2 separate regions of the Homo sapiens genome follow, and region 2 is linked to region 1. The links are chromatin loops, found by intact Hi-C in ENCODE. Cell type or tissue: endothelial cell of umbilical vein. All regions are shown on one strand. Each heading gives the region's core, and the rest is flanking DNA. Links, peaks and the distances in the headings are about the cores only.

What was found. Peaks named below come from ENCODE experiments on the same cell type or tissue, not always from the same donor. Only the 100,000 strongest peaks of a DNase experiment are listed, where the experiment ranks them.
Region 2: a loop joins it to region 1, with 2.7 times the contacts of the local background. A loop is called at or near these places in 2 of 110 quality-filtered maps.

Annotation. Positions count from the first base shown.
Region 1 is chr13:46,717,975-46,723,356 of GRCh38, forward strand. LRCH1 (leucine rich repeats and calponin homology domain containing 1) reads left to right here. Exons shown (of 20, transcript NM_001164211.2): 17 at 5,247-5,356. Among named protein-coding and RNA genes, the nearest start is that of ESD, 76 kb to the right of the region's middle. In endothelial cell of umbilical vein, for the core only: a CTCF peak has its summit at 3,358; a DNase peak (open chromatin) is centred at 3,307; H3K27me3 peaks cover 873 bases.
Region 2 is chr13:46,665,884-46,671,265 of GRCh38, forward strand. LRCH1 (leucine rich repeats and calponin homology domain containing 1) reads left to right here. Exons shown (of 20, transcript NM_001164211.2): 3 at 3,147-3,273. Among named protein-coding and RNA genes, the nearest start is that of LRCH1, 120 kb to the left of the region's middle. RefSeq lists enhancers at 1,574-1,623, 2,139-2,358, 2,419-2,468. In endothelial cell of umbilical vein, for the core only: no CTCF peak of the experiment used is centred there; a DNase peak (open chromatin) is centred at 2,708; H3K27ac peaks cover 838 bases.

The sequences.
Region 1 (5,382 bases), core at 275-5,274:
GTGGACGTTTGTCTGTAGGTTTCTCTGGGCCCACCCCTGGAGCTGGATGGGACAGCTTTAACCTCCGTTTTTAACCTGATAGTTTAACTTCTGCTTTTCCCCCTGCTCTTGTGTCCTCTTACTGAATCTTTCCTCTTCCCTTCACTTTGAAGTTAAAAACCATTTCTATCTTCTTTGGGGTCATTTTTGCTCTTTCATTTGCAGTGAATTTGTAGGTGCTAATTTATACTTATTGAAAATTAATCTTTAAGTTATCACCAGAGAATGGATGAATGGACCAGTTTACATTAGTCTCTGAAATAACCATGTATCTTGTACCAGTTTACAGATATTTTCCTTAATTTTTTACAGTAATCTTGCACTATAGGTATTATTTTTCCCATTAGAGAAATGAAGAAACTGAGGATATAAGAGGCTTTTTAGTGGCTCTTAACTCTGGTTTTATATTAGAATCACCTGGGCGTTTTGTAAAACTATAGTCACTTAGGCCCCATAGTCAGAAATGCTAATTTATTTGGTGTAGCATTGAGTCTAAGCACTGGTCATTTGTTTTACTTCTTTTTATGGGATGTTATGTGGTGTTCAAGTAAGGTTGACAGTCACTGGGTTAAGTAAATTGTCTAAGACCATAGAGAAGAAATGTGAGCATTTTGAGGACACCGAATGTGTCCAGTTCAATTTTAGGCACCAGAAGGGAATGAATGAATCAGCTAGTGAGAGTTCTGATTCACAGTAGCCTGGATCTAAAGCTCGTGATATTTTTTCAAAGCCAAGATACTGCTGCCTTTGAGTTTGTATATCTTAAACATCATGTCCAGTTCAGGTTCTTAACTTCCAAGGAGAAGTTGAGAGCTACATTTTAAAACTTCATGTTTCCACAGAGAAGAAATCTCCTCTCATTCAGTTAAATTTAGGTATAAATATTTTTCATATGAAGATGCATTTCATGCAATAATTAAATGAGAAAGTGCATTTGGGCAATTTTTAGAGCAAAGGGCTTTCTTTCTTTGCTTGACTCAAAGATGTTCTCACAACAAGTACATAAATGGTTTCTTGTACACATCCTTAAATATCTGCTGAGTGCCTATTATGTGCTACACATGATGCTCATTACTATGGATGCAGCTCTGAAAGAGACAGCCAAAATCTCTTTGCTTTCATATAACATTTATTTCAGAGTCTAATGCATTCACACCTAGAAACTAAGTTTAGGAGATTATTCATAAGAGGAAAAACTCAGGCGACTGATCATCAGAATAGAATAATCTTTGCAATGACGTTCTCCAAACAGACTGAGCTTTAAGTGAGGGAGTGTTTGAAACGTTTGTTTCATTTACTCGTTCAACAAACTCATTCTGCCCCACTCACTGCTTTGTGGGGCAGGAATAGAGGGTACAAGTTGGAAACAGACATAAACATTTACAGATCCATAATGGAGCGAAATATCACTCTACTGTAAGATAGAAAGTGGTGAGTGCCATGGGAGAGACACAGATAAAAGAATTTTGTATGCTCACAGAAGACAGAGATTACTCCCAGCTCAGAGATGAGGATGGGGTAAAGAGTGAAAGAAAAGGCAGAAAATGATGGAAAGATCAGTGGAATTTGACCTATATCTGCAAGTATGAATTTGATATTCTACGTAAGCATTTCATTATACCCTGCAGGGTCCATGCTTATCTCTTCTGCTAAGTAAATTGCGTATATGTGCAAATCTTTTTCATTCTTTAAATGTTATTTATGCTGGGTGCAGTAGCTCACGCCTGAATTCCCAGGACTTTGGGAGGCTGAGGCAGGTGGATCGCTTGAGGTCAGGAGTTCAAGACCAGCCTGGTCAACATGGTGAAACCCTGTCTCTACTAAAAATACAAAATTTAGCCAGGCGTGGTGGCAGGCACCTGTAATCCCAGCTATCTGGGGGGCTTAGGCAGGAGAATCTCTTGAACCTGGGAGGCGGAGTTTGCAGTGAGCCGAGATCGTGCCACTGCACTCCAGCCTGGGCGACAGACTGAGACTCCATCTCAAAACAAAATAAAAATAAATGTTATTTATACAACATACAGTAATTAAACTATAGGCTTAATTTAAGCAGAACTTATTTTTTTTCCTTCATCTTAAATTGCCTACCTTGGCCAGGCACGGTGGCTCACGCCTGTAATCCCAGCACTTTGGGAGTCTGAGGCAGGTAGATCACTTGAGTCCAGAAGTTCCAGACCAGCCTGGGCAATATGGCGAAACCCCACCTCTACTAAAAATATAAAACTTAGCCAGGCATGGTGGTGCAGGCCTGTGGTCCCAGCTACTCAGGAGGCTGAGATGGGAGAATCGCGTGAGCCCAGGTGGTTGAGGTTGCAGCGAGCCGAGATCGCACCATTGCACTCCAGCCTGGGCAACAGAGTGAGACTGTGTCTCTCCACCCGCCCCCCAAAACCAATCACCGCCTCTTCACCTCTTTCAACACACTCATAACACACACTCTGCTCTCTCACCCATCTTTTTTCTTATGTACACTTCAACAGTCACAGGAGCATTTGACTTGAAAAATACATGCTCACAGTGGGGGCTGCTTCTTAATATTGTCTCATGGCCTCAAGTTAAATTTTATTCCTCTGGATTAAGTAAGGGAGCTCTTGAAATTTAGTGATATGAAATTAAGGAAAAGCAGAATAATTCTTTTGTAGATCAATTTCCTGAAGCCTGGACCCAGACCGTTCACTGGATTTATTATTTAAATAGGAATTAAAAGAAAAGAAAAAACTGTAGGTAATTTAATCAGAGGTACTTTAATGGTCCCGGTGAAGTTATTCTGTTGTAACAAACCCAGCAAAATAAGCAAGCACTTTTGTACTTGGTAGATTTATTATGAGCCTAAAGAGATTGCCTTAAGTTCTCTTATATGTCATAGTAATGAATACATTCAGAAAACTAATAGTGATATAGTCATTATTTCTGATCATTTTATGTATTTCTGATAATTTTAAGTGTTCATTTTAAAAAATACAGTTCAATTGGTTTTTAAAACACTTTTGGTTGCCTAACATTCATAGAGCAAATGCCCACACATGCATGTTATATTTTTAAGATACAAAGGAATGCAAAATTAAAAAATGATGCCAGGAAAGTAAAACCCAGACACCATTTCGTTATCCTGATATCTCACATAGGGCTCTAATAAGGCAATGTGGTGTTGAACAAAAGCTCATGGTTCATTTAACTTCCTGATAGTTTCATATTCAGATTGAAATCTGCCAATAAAAACATATTGAAAATATTATTAGATAAGATTACCCCCAGAAAAAAGGCAAAGGAAAGTAACAGCTCCAAAGAAAACATTCGATGTGTTTAAACGGTGTTGAGGCGCCCCTTGCTGGCATATGTGTGTATTATCCAACTCTATCTGCATTTCTTGACCTTTTTTTGGTAAATTTGGTGGTGCAAATTAGTTCTATATTTTATATTTTTATATATGTCTCTTTTTTGGTGTTGCTTGAAATGGTGTAAAATGTGATTCATTCTCCAGTTTCTTCCATGCGTCTTAATTTGTCAGAGTTTTCCTCAGTTCCCTTTTCTCTGTGAACTTTTCATCTTTCCCTGCCTGGTCACTCTGTCCTTTTACTGACCTTGGCTTTACTTTTTAAACAATTGGTTCTACGTCCTGTGAGGTTTGGGTTTTGTGGGACTTGGTGACAGCCCTCCTGTGACTGCCTTTGGTGTTCTTTGCCTGTGACTTCCCTCAGTGGCTTCCAGCAGAGGCCCCAGGCCACAAGCTGACTCCTCTCTGAGATTCCAGAAGGCGACAGGCCTTGCGTACCTTAAATCATCCTCTTTCTCCATTAACTCTCAAGTCGACGATTTAAGATATGTCAATTTTCTCAACTTCCATAGAGCATCAGAATGTGAATTCAAGAATCTTAGAACTAATTTAGAAAGAAAATACTGAGATGTGAGAAGGAGAATGCATGTTCAAAGGCACAAATTGAAATTAAAATATTGTAGTTAGGCGAGCACAGGACTTTTGATTACACCGAGCGGACTCAAGTCTTTGTATCCAAAGTATTCTATTTGTAAATCATATTTAATTTCTAGAAATCTGAAATATTGAAATAGCTTCTAAAGAGGTCCATAGGAAATGTATGTCAGGGTAGAATAAAAATTACACATTCTTTCTTATTCAGCATTGTTTAAATCATCATGATTGAAACTTCTGTAACTTCAGTACACCATGCAGCCTTCTATGTGGTATGGATTTCTAACATTGGAGTTCTCTGCCCAAAATTTTCTGAGGGACTTTCCCTCCCTACCTCAATCTGAAAGTCTGTGGGATGGGGGAGCCAAGGCTCTGAACAGCTCTTTCATCCATCTTATGTGCAAGGATAAAAATCTCTAGGAAGAAAAAAAAAATCAAGTTTAAGTCTGCCCTGGGCTTTGTATCATTAAAAAGTTAATTAAAACTCTTGCTGTAGTCATTCTCCGATGCATAGAACATTATTTACCTTCTTGATTGGTGTCTAAAAGGTGTTTTCCTTCATAGGGAAGGGCATGTGTTTTCTCAGCTCATTTCAGAGGATGCCCCGCTGTTAGTTACTATTCTTGGAAGTCGTAACTTCAAGAACCTGAAGCCAGCCATGAGCCCTTCAGCTACTTCCAATCTTGCCAGCCTTCCTAAAAGGTGTCCTTGCTCATCTCCAAAGGGCTAACTTTTTAGATAGTCTGCCAGTGACAGTCTAGAAGGCAGAATGTTTCCACCACACCCTCAAATATGTAATCATCACTTAGTTCTTAACTCAGGCTTACAAAAAACTTTATGCCAACAAAAACATTAACTTGTGCTTATTTTTAATACATACAACAATTCTAGAGCCTTATTTGAAATAAATTATCTGAATTTAATGAAAGGGTTGAGTGTAAATAAAAACTTAGAATGAAGACAGTGGGAAGATGAGTGAAGTAGGACATCTGTCAGGCAAGTGGCTTGGAATGGTCCCAGTGACCCAGACCTTGCCCTGGGTTCAGTTTATTATCACTGAAAAATACAGCTTGTTAGTCCACACAAACTAGTACAATTTAAAATATTGTCTCTTTTAAAATACTTGAGCCAGGCTTTTCTTGTGGATTTGGAATTTCTTTGTTTCTTTGAGTGGTAAATGAATTATTTTGGACAAATTAAAATACTGTTTGATTTTAATATGAATAGCCCTATGTGACAAGGCACTATATAAAGGCTTTTTTTCCCCTTTGTATTGTAGTGTTTCTAAGACCTCAGAGAAATTTGGAATCTATAGACCCGCAGTTTACAATCCGGAGGAAAATGGAGCAGATGAGAGAAGAGAAAGAGCTGGTGGAACAACTTCGTGAGGTACCCAAGAAATATTATGTAACTAA
Region 2 (5,382 bases), core at 227-5,226, 52 kb before region 1:
TGCTGTGGTTGCTAGTGGGTAGAGGATTAAAGGGAATGCAGCTTTTCCTCTCCTGTCTAAATATTTGCTGGAGAGCAAATGGGCTTTTGTGTGCCTGTGTATTTCCTTTTTCTATTGGGGAAATTACAAGTAATACAGGAACATCCTGTGATAAAATATATGAAGTAGAGGCTGAGGGAGCAGAGAGATGAAGTCGAAGAAATGTGCCCCAGGTCTGTGGCCTGCTGTACGGTGACTAAATTCTTAGCATGGTGAATTGGTAAGTCTACAGATGATTAACTACAGTGTAAACAAGACATATATGGAACATAAATATGAGATAGGCCATTCCATCAGCAGCTTTTAGTGTAAAAAGCATCCGTTCCCCTCAAAGAGACCATGAATGTTTTCACAAGCTTAAATTTTATTTTATTTTAAGTAAGTACCCACTCTGGAAGATTTCCAATGAGAATAAACCCATGTAATCTCAAATACTCACGCATCTGAATGAGCAGAACTTTCTTTGTGTTTCTCAAAGTAGTATGATACATGACTCTCCCAGTTCCATATCTGCTAATCTGGTTAGATCCCTGCACCAACTAGTGAGACGGATAACTTAGAGTGTAACTCTGAGTTTCCAGGCAAAGAAATGTAGGAAAGATCTTAACTTGTATTTGTTAACTCTGCTAAAAATAGGAATGTAGAACTTTCTTGAAAATACTAATCTTTGTTCTCATTATCCCTCTTCAAAAGGAGGTTTACGTATGGCTCCAAATAAATAGACTTGCCTTATTAACATTTTTATTTGCCGATCCTCACTTTATAAAATTGCATATTAACAAATATTTTATAACCACAAGTTACATTTCAAATTATTTGCTTGCCACCTTTTAATAAACTGAGTTCTCTTTTCTGAAGGAGCCTTTTTTGGAGCTTGAAAAAAGCCCTCACAGCAGGGTAACAGGAAGACCCCCTCCTCCAGCCAAAAGAGTCCCACTGAGCCCCTGCTGGTGAGAGAGAGCCTTGGGAGGGATGTGAGAGGCAGAAACACAGGCTGCTGGCCCTAGCTCCTCCCTTCCACCGTCCCCAGAGACCAGGAGAGAGTGCCAGTGCGGGCCCATTGCCCTTATTCTCTTGGTCCAATCCTGCTAACTAGGGAAAGTGAAGAGCTGGTTGGTCTTTTGCAAGCCAGGAACCTACCAGGAGGGCACTCAATCTCCTCCCTCCTTCTGCTGGACCCTCTTAAAGAAAAATCTGCCTCTTTCTGGAAATAGCTTTTTCCATGGGTCTGCACAATGGAGAGAAGATATGACTGTATCTCTTCTTGCTAAAACATAGTTACATGGGTAATTGAGTGCCCTGGAGCAGCAGAGATATCAAGGTGTTGACAAGGCCGTGCCCAGATTAGAAAGGTTCTTTCCACAGCACAGCACCTGCTTTTTCTGAGCTCATCAGGTAGAGCTGCCCTTCAGTTAACCAGATTTCTGCTCCCTCATATGGAGGAGAGTCAAACTTCTAATTGAAGAATGACATATATTCAGAAAAGTGCACAGATCATAAGTATACATCTCAAAGAATTTTCATGTTCTCACTCATAGGTGGGAATTGAACAATGAGAACACTTGGACACAGGAAGGGGAACATCACACACCGGGGCCTGTCGTGGGGTGGGGGGAGGGGGGGAGGGATAGCATTAGGAGATATACCTAATGTAAATGACAAGTTAATGGGTGCAGTACACCAACATGGCGCATGTATACATATATAACAAACCTGCACGTTGTGCACATGTACCCTAGAACTCAAAGTATAATTAAAAAAATAAAAAATAAAAAATAAAGAATTTTCACAAATAGGAGCACTCGTAACACATATCCAGGTCACATTTATCATTTTATAATGATGTTTCTTTCCTGATGATAAAAGCACTTGTAGAAAGTTTGGAAAATACATCAAAGTATAATAATGGAAATAAAAACCATCCATTGTACCTATACCCGAAGAGGAGTACCGATAGTATTTTGGTGTATTTCCATTCTGTCTGTCTCTCCCCCTCACATACACAGATACATGCATGTCTATAAATACACTCACACAGGAACACAGCTTCTGAAACTTTATGCATGTGTGTGCAAACACACAGCAGTTTTATTAAATAGTTACACTGAATGACATACAGATTTTTAGATATTTCACTCTGTGGTTGTTGGCTTCAACACCAGAAGGGCAGAGAAAGAAAGGGAAACTGAAACCCATCTGTCTTTTTGCTTGGTAGCAGGAAAAAGGGGCTTTTTGTGGGGGAGGAGATTGAAATAAATGGCTGACATATAAATAAGGATGGTTCGTAGATTTTATTTATCTAGTATTTTCCATCTCCATGAAAACTAAGCATTGATGATAGAAAGTTCAGAAACTTCTGGGTAGAGACCCTCTTCTTGTAGAGCAGAGATGAGACATCAACTTAGACTTTTTTGGCTGCTCTGTGGAACTAAACCCCTCTGGGCTGCAGTTCCACTTTGCCAGAAGACCAACTTTCCTTTCTTTCTCTTTTAGTTAGCTCTCTTGCAGATACCAAAACAGACTTAAACTGTAGCAACCCTTGTTTTAACAAAAGGAAGCTGAGTCAAAATGTTGGAAATGAGCCCGGTGGTTTTGTGAGTTGCAGCAAAATTATCTTCCCCATCCCTACTGCAATGGATGAAATGATGCCTGTGTGGTGCTGGTTGCTTTGGTCCAGCTGAGTTTCCTGCACACATTGTCAGGAGAGGGCAGTTGGCACCAGCTTCCCGTTGCTATTGGTTGTGCAGGATGTGCTCTCCATCTGCCTCCTGGCTGGCCGAGGGCTCAGCTTCTAAGTGGCGGTGGCGGGGTGGCGGGGTGGCGGGGGGACTTTGATGGCATTCCTTGTGTTGAATAAAGTTGTCTCTTTGAGAACTGCCCATACCCTTATTTTTTATTTTTTATTTTTTTTTAAAAAAAGAAAAACATATTTTGTTTTCTTACATACTTGTCATTTGAGTTGTCACACAGAAAATATATTGGACTTCTTGTATTTGTAAAATGTCTTCTCAGATCACTCCTTTTTCCTTTCTTGTTAAAAACAGGTTCACAGACAGTATGAAGTGGCCTTTCTGTTTACATGTGTTCTTGTTGTATTGTCTTTGCAGTCGAAATCAGCTGTCCGCCCTGCCTGCCTGCCTGTGTGGTCTGCCTCTCAAAGTCTTAATCGCAAGTAACAACAAACTTGGATCATTACCAGAAGAGATAGGTCAGCTCAAACAGTTAATGGAGCTGGTATGTTACCGATTTTTAAGATGCTCTTTTTTGTTGGTTGACTGATCATAGCCTCTCAAGGTATTCAGAAAACCTTTTTGCTACGGTTGGACAAGGTAGAGCCTCTGTTGTTTGAGGGCAGGTATATGATAAAGACATTAAGTGGGGAGAGGAACAGCTTTGAAACTTCACTGTGACAGACACAGTTCCTGGAATTTAAAGGCTTCCTGTAATTTACAGCTCCTGAAGTTTGCAGGATTTGCCGTTTTTGAAGTTTATGGGCTATCATGTTGTAGTTAGTATTTTCAGATTGCATATAAATTTGTAAAAAATTATGGCTAAACTGCCAAAATAATCTCCAAATAAGTTAGTAGGCCACACTTCATGAAGGTATAAAATTAAGTCAGAAGACAGAAAGAATGGGGTGCTCTGATTCTGTCGAGATTTTAGAAATCATTGTCGCAAATCGTTGTAATTTTAAAATGTGACCGTGTCCCTAGGGATAGAAAAGGAGAACAAGCTATAGATGAGCAGAGATGGATTACAAATGTGTGTGAAGCTGAGATGCACTGTTATATTTCAGCTCTTTCACTACTAATTTAATTATTTACCCTTTTTCTAAATTGGGAAAGAATGAATACTTTCTAAACTTCCATTGAGCTAACATAGGTGAAGGAAGAAGCAGGAGTTAGCAGTCAGGCTGAAAGGTGATAGTCTTCATTTATCATCTAAGCATTGGCTTATTCCATCCTGATCTTGTGTCAGGCACAGGGCTTGATGTGATTAAATGATGAAAAGGGCACAGTACCTGTCTTTCAGTAGATTCCAGTCTAGAACAATGATGGCCAATAAGTTTTGTCTTTTGTGCCAACTCCTCTGGGGCCACCCGGAGCACCACGGTGCTGGCCTGTGAGGCCCAGATAGAGAATGCTGTGATTGCTTAGTCATGTCTTTAGTGGGATTGGGCTAGGAGAGTGATGGCACCCATGTCACATACGTATCAACTTTGACTTTAATATAGAAATTAATAATTGCTGTAGAAAGACGTTAGAGCTATAGAAAGTGTCTTTTTCATGGATTATTTGATAGCATTGTCCAAAACTCATTCCAGCTAGCTCACACCAAAAGTCAGCGTTGGTTAGAGGATACAGGGGTCCATCAGATCACTTACGATGAAGACATTTGGTCACAGGTCATGAGTGACTAGGACAAGACACTGGAATGTTGTGAAGGACCATGGCAGCGGTTCATTTTTCTGCTCAGCTTTTCCTCTTCCATACAACGGCAGAGGTTGCCCAAGTTTAAATGTTCTCCCAGGTAAAGCACCTAGCAAGAGACCTACTAGCATCTCTCAGCCCTGGGTTCTAAGTGAGAGGCAGATCTGGTCTGATGTTCTCGCCGACTGAGTCTGCTGTGCCCAAGGCACATGGTCACACTGCTCAGATGTGGCTGTTGGGCTGCCACCAAAGGGGGTAATTCTGAAAGAAGACAGATATTAATTTGAGCAGACACTGCCCATCCCCCCCCAACCCTGTCCCCAAAAGTTTCTATTACAAGAAGCATGTGCACGAGGCAGGGAATGATTAATTAATTCAGTCTTCGGGTTGTGAGAGGTTTGGAAAAGAAGAGCCCTTTGAGAGGCCCCTTAAATAAGCCCATGTGGGATTTCCTAGGAGGAAAAAAGAAGTCAGGGACAGGGAAAGCATTCAAGGAGAAGGGACAGCTTGTGCAAAGGCAATACATCCTAGAAGTCCATGTCGTGCTTGGGAGTAGGAAGCCGTTTAATCCTGCTGAAGTCTAGGTAGATAGAATGGGGCTGGGCACACCCTCCTCATGCCCACTGCCTTAGATTTAGGCCACAGGCAACTCCTTCACAGGGCATTCGAGGCCTTCTGTGGTCAGGCCCCTGCTCACCTCTTCGGGTTCATCTCTTGCCACTGGCACCTTCACTCTCCAAGTTCCTACCTTCTGGGAATGCACCTTGTTCATTTTCATTTCTGGACTTGTGCACACATCACTCTTTCGTCATGGGCTGTTTCTTCCTCCCCGCTCCTTTCTTGGTTAGTTCTTAGCCAAGTTAGATCTCACTTTGTCCAAAAAGCCTTCCCAGATCCTCCAAGCCTGAGTTAG